Regions from separate parts of the Mus musculus genome. Here region 1 is linked to region 2. A link is a loop called in an ENCODE intact Hi-C map of the cell type or tissue named here. Cell type or tissue: left cerebral cortex. All regions are shown on one strand. Links, peaks and the distances in the headings refer to the core of each region. The heading gives the core; the rest is flanking DNA.

What was found. Peaks named below come from ENCODE experiments on the same cell type or tissue, not always from the same donor. Only the 100,000 strongest peaks of a DNase experiment are listed, where the experiment ranks them.
Region 1: it touches region 2 in a loop (11-fold over the local background); 2 of 42 quality-filtered maps call a loop at or near these places.

The regions. Positions count from the first base shown.
Region 1 is chr8:67,444,958-67,447,883 of GRCm38, forward strand. No RefSeq gene overlaps it. Among named protein-coding and RNA genes, the nearest start is that of Nat1, 45 kb to the right of the region's middle. In left cerebral cortex, for the core only: no CTCF peak of the experiment used is centred there; a DNase peak (open chromatin) is centred at 1,172; H3K27ac peaks cover 1,512 bases.
Region 2 is chr8:67,630,719-67,633,644 of GRCm38, forward strand. No RefSeq gene overlaps it. Among named protein-coding and RNA genes, the nearest start is that of Nat3, 110 kb to the left of the region's middle. In left cerebral cortex, for the core only: no CTCF peak of the experiment used is centred there; DNase peaks (open chromatin) are centred at 1,132 and 1,733; H3K27ac peaks cover 2,421 bases.

The DNA of each region.
Region 1 (2,926 bases), core at 102-2,601, 190 kb before region 2:
TCTCAGCATTAAAATAAAATATAAAATTTAAGTAGAGGCTACTCTGTAAATTACATTTACAGTATTCTTAGTGGCAATATTTAGAGAAGCATTCATTTGCTTTCTTACTTTCCTCCCAAAGACCTCCATATATAAGCCTGACTGCAAAGACCAGAGAGATAACCCTTCATCACCTGTCTACTGTTGTTTATAAGAAATTGGCCTGAGCCAATCATAATTGGGGGAATCAGTTTCCATATGCCATGCATTTCACACTCCCAGAATTTGGGATGGGATTCAGTAACCTGTAAGGGTTAAATAGATTATCAATAGATGTGACTAGAGTGACCAACTTGGTCTTTCTTGGTTTTAATTCCAAAATTCATATATATTCTTCAAAGCCCATGAGTCTTAGGTAACTCCAATTATCTTGTATTCTCAAGTGAGATGGGCAATCTTCAGATCCTGTGATAATTTAAGACAAGAGATTCTCAAGGGCCCAAGGTGAAGAAGGTAGGGCTTAGAGATGGAGTGAGGTTCTACCTCTTACATTCTCCAGGCTGAATTCAGGGTGTATGACATAAGTACTTCTCAAACTTGGAAGCATATGCAAGTCACTTAGTTAATACATGGATTGACTCATTCAGTGTGAGATAGGTCCTAAGATTTAGTACTTCTGGTTTACAGACAGCACACACAAGCACAGGCTCTATTTAGTTCAGGTGTGGTCCTGGGCCAGCCAGAAAAAAACAAAGACAACCAAAAATTAAAATGATCATGATAGAGGGTTCAATGACCTTCAACACAGTGTCTCCTCAGCAGAGTTATTGTGGTAGGAGTTCTATGTGCTTGATAGTGCCTCTGCTTCTGCAGATAACTGGAATAAAGTCAGCAAACAACAGCCCCATGCTGCCTTCCTGAGCACAGAAAGCAGCACAGGGAGATGGGCTCATTGACTTTGTTCCAACATAAGTCTGTTCCAGAAAGGACGTCAAATGCCATTCTCACTAGTCCAACATAATTGTTCTGGAAACCTGGTTCTTCAGCTATCACCCTTGTCTAATTCTGAATTATAAATAAATGGAGATTTAAAATATAAAATACTCTGGCCACTGCACCACCTACCCGAGAACAAATGGAAATACTTTCTGTTCCATAATTCATTAGAAACCAAGACTCCAGGTTGTGTTCTCTGATTTTGGCTGAAATAGCCCCATATTTTTTCCAAAACACCACCCCCACTGTGCTTAGTCATATTTCCTTGTTCAAAACCAAGTAATTCGTATGTTCCAGATAAAACTGTGCTCCTTTCTCACTATTTGTCTTCCTACAGGGAATCTCCATGACCACCTTCTCTTGTGTCAACCAAACCAAATAGGATAGCATTCTAGGTCTAAATCCAAGGCATTGATAATGGTTAAAAAGAATCAAGTCCAAGTTTACAAGACATTTTAACATAGACTTGATTTCTTTTCTCCCAAACACCCATAAGCTATACTGCCCATAGCACACATCATGAGACTTATATCTCTTTTATATCTGTGTATTATCTTTCTACCTAGACTTAATACTAAGGGCAAGAATCACAGAATATATGCATGCATATGTAATTTTATACCATGGTAACTGACCATTCAGAATCATCATAAGAAAGTGTTGTTCCCTATTAAATTATATAACCCACGAACAGGGAGTCTTACAGAATATGTTCCCTGAGATTTTAGGCACTTTCTCTATTATAACTAGAGTTTTAGTTGCCTGCAATATATCTCCATATTCTTTACTTAGTCTTGGATCATCCTCAAAGGCCTATTTTCATTCTCGTCTATTCAGTGGGTCCCAGCCCAGCCATCATTACATTTTCAATTTCTTACTTTGTCTAGGGCTCACTGTGTACATAATCTCTTATGTAGATAGTACCTATGGTTCTGCCCAACTCTCCCTTCATATTGCCACATCTTATCAGCATCACTCAGCTCCATCATGGCGCCCAGAGTATGAAATGTACTGTCCAGAGCTAAACCCAAACTGCACTGACAAAAGTAGGTCTGACAAGTCAATCTTGATTCTGGATGCGATATTGGAAGCAAAGGGGGAGGTTAATGCTGCACTTAGTTCATAATCTTATGAGACTAGGCATGTCACCTATACGTATGTCTATGTACCTCATACATGCTTGTTCCCCATGGAAGCCAGAGGAGCACATCAGATCCCCCTGGAACAGGAGTCACAGATGGTGACTGTGAAAAGCCATGTGGGAAGCTGCCATGTGGGAGCCGGTAATTGATCCCTGGTCTTTTGGAAGAGCAGTCAGTGATCTTATCAGTTGGGCCATCTCTCTAGTCTCCTAACTAGTCTTTTACCATATTAGTTCTTTTACCATATCTTAGTTCTTAAGATATGGACAGACGATCAAAGTTGGATTACATTGATCAGTCAGTGAAGGAAAGACTGAGCAACACTGGCTACACTAGTCCTGTTTGGCTGCCATCCTCAGTTTGGCTATGTCAGTTTCTAGGCTTCTAAAGAGCAGCACATAGAAGCTTCAGGATTTATTATTCCTGGGGGATGAATTTCTCTTCAGAAAACAACCTTTTCAATTGTAAGAGAAAGAGACCCAACTTATGGCTTCTCCTTATAACAGAATTATGTGTGGTAAAATTAAGGGCACATCTTGCAAACAGAAAGGTATTTGGGGGCCGGAGAGATGGGTCAGTTGGTAGGTTCTTGCTGTCTGTGCATGAGGACCAGAACTCAGAACCACAGCATCTATGTGAAAAAAACCTACCCTGTGAACACGATGCTGGAGAAGTGCTCTATCCACTCCAGTAGCGACAGGCATGACAGGCCCTGAAAACCAGGGCGCTGTCCCGAGACGAAAAGTTCATGGAAACTTAGTCTCCTGCAACCGTGGCATCCTGTATAAAGAATGCTCCAATGTCCTTGC
Region 2 (2,926 bases), core at 142-2,641:
GCTTTGGAGGCAGACCTAGGACAGGCCCTTCAGTACCACGCTGGGTCATGCAGAACAGAACCAGTCTCAAACAAAGTAAAACAGCAAAACAAAATAGCATGTCTTGCAGTGCAAAGCTTAGGTGATGGAAAGCCTAGTTTATACCTGAGTTTTTACTTATTTCATTCTTGAATCCCAACATTTACTTGTTGAATAAATCTATAATATTTTGCTGAACCCAAATAGAATATATTTTAGACCTGAAAGGGTTTTTTTGGTTTTTTTGTTTGTTTGTTTTTTGGTTTTTGGTTTTTTGAGACAGGGTTTCTCTGTATAGCCCTGGCTGTCCTGGAACTCACTCCATAGAGCAGGCTGGCCTCAAACTCAGAAATTTGTCTGCCTCTGCCTCCCAACTGCTGGGATTAAAGGTGTGTGCCACCACGTCCGGCATGAAGTAATTTTTAAAAATGATGAATACACATTCTAATTAAATGTCTGTGTGCTTGTCTGTGTATGTACACACAAATGCATGTATCCACATAGGCCAAAAGAAGGGTTTCAGTTCCCTTGTAGCTAGACTTACAGGCAGTACCAAGAACTGAACCCTGGTCATCTCAAAAAGCAGCAAGTGCTCTTAGCCACTAGCATCTCTCCAGCCTCATGAAGTGATTTCTTAAATAGAAACATAAACTCAAGAAGACAAGCAAATCCCCTTACTCTCCATATTCAAAAAAAAAAAAAAAACTCTGAAGGAAACTACTAACTAAAATGATGTTTCTCTTTCTACCAGATACAAATTTCTCTTTTCTATGTACAATTAGGACAATTAAATGATTAGAGGTCAGTTCTAACAGACTGCACAAAATACCAGAATCTGTAAAGCATGCCACCACTGGAACATGCAATGACAATTTTAAGATGAAGAAAATTCTAAATACTCTCTGTTTTAAACAACATATGCTGCCAAGTTCTAAGTTACTGATTATTTTTCTTGAAATTCACATTCATTTTAGCCCTAATCTCTCCTACCATTTATACACGAGGAGCAGCTGATGGGAACGCATTGAGCTATTTGTAGCTGCCCATGTGTTCAAGAAGGTAGCATGCGAAAACAGGATCTTTGTTCCAGGTGGTGATTTCCACCAATGGAACGCGAAGATATAAATGGTTAGGCTTTGACATCATGGTAGAAGATTTTGTCTCTAGGCAACAGAATGTGTCTCACAGTCACAGCAGTAGCTGGGGGAGCACTGAAGGTCTGGCTGCTATGGATGGCCACACCTAACAGGCAACTTGTAAAGGGCATTTATGCATAGACAAATAGACTAACTAGTACCCACACTGGGAGCTGGTTGCCTTGCCCACTCAGCATGGTGTCAGATAGCAATTCAAGAGCTCTTTGCTCTGCCCCATGCTTACCATCACATAGTGATGTTGGCTGGCTTCACCAGTCCCATGCTTTGCCCTTTAGGCCTTTGGGGAATCTTCCTGCAGTAGAGTAATAAGTGTGGGTGCAGAGTTACACCTTGTCTTAGCTGAAGGTGGACATAGGGAAACACAAAATAGGGTTTATTCCCCAGGTAGGTTTCTGCAAAGTACAGAGATTTTTAAAGGCTCCTCCTGCCCCTCTTGGAAATAGTTCATGAGGAAAGGAAATCAGAATTGAGTGGAGATTACAGATGGTGAGATTCTAAAGTGAAAAGAGGAAGAGCCGGGTGTATGCAGACGTGTCCCTTAGTGACAGGGATATGTCCTGAGCAACGTGTTGTTAGGTGACATCATCACTGTGTGGACATCTCGGTGCTTACACAGTCTGTATGGGATAGTGTAGCACACCCAGCTCTGTGGGCTCAGAGACGAAATGGCATTATACAGAGCAAGGATGCAGGGAAAATGCAAAAGTCTCGTGTAACTCTGAAGGGACTCTGCCAGGCACTATAATGCTGTCACCAGATATGCAGCTGTGCCAAAAGGACCAGCTCATCTTTGTGCTCATCCTTGTTAATGCTGACATTCACTGAGGTGGTGCTGTGGTCTGAGCTATGTGCTGACCTTTCCTATTATAATCTCAGCTTGGGGCATGGCTAGACCTATGGAAGAGCAACAGAGAATGCAGTAAAGATTTAAGGAGTGGAAGCAAGGCTATACAAGTGAGCAAGCTTCACTGATTCAGTGATTTGAAAACAGTATCACCCAGGTTTAAACAGGTCAGACAATCCCTTTAGGATATGAACCTTGAATGCTCTTCTCTCATTTGATAAATAAATGTTTATTCCATATTTATAGGTTGACAGAGTTGATCAAGCTTGTGGAAAGGTTATGATTTATAAATGCCATGCGATATTTTTAATATTTTTCCTTATAAGTTTATGTACATAGTGCGTTGGAGAATGCACATGCCAGAGCCTTCTTTCTTTTTATCCTGTGGGCTCTGGGCACAGAACACATCTTGTCAGGCTTACAGCAAGCTCTCTTGCCTGCTGAGCCATCTTGTGTGCCCTTTGATGTAGAATATTAAGTCAGCCTAATTCTGCAAACTTGCTTGCGTTTTGCAGTCAGACACTGAGGACATTCTCATCCGCTTGTTTAATTCTGTGCCCCGGCCAATTTCAAAGCTGATTTCAGGCTGATTGTAAATTACCTAATTCTGAAAGGTGGATTAATAGTGGGACTAATTTTAAATATGTTCAACTCTTTGTGATTCTTCAGTATTCTGAGGGAAGAAATCCATCCTCTGGCTGGGCACGTCAACTGTGCTTCAGGGTTGTGGTTTTACCATTCTGACAATGCTCTAACACCCCTGCTAGAAATGCTCATGTCTGTTAGGACAGCCACTGCTTTGTAAAATATTGAGGACTCTGTGGCACCTGGATGAGGAATTGAAACGTGGGCACACTGTGGGAAAAAGTAGGATGTTCTCCAGAATCAAAACCAGAACTATCATAAA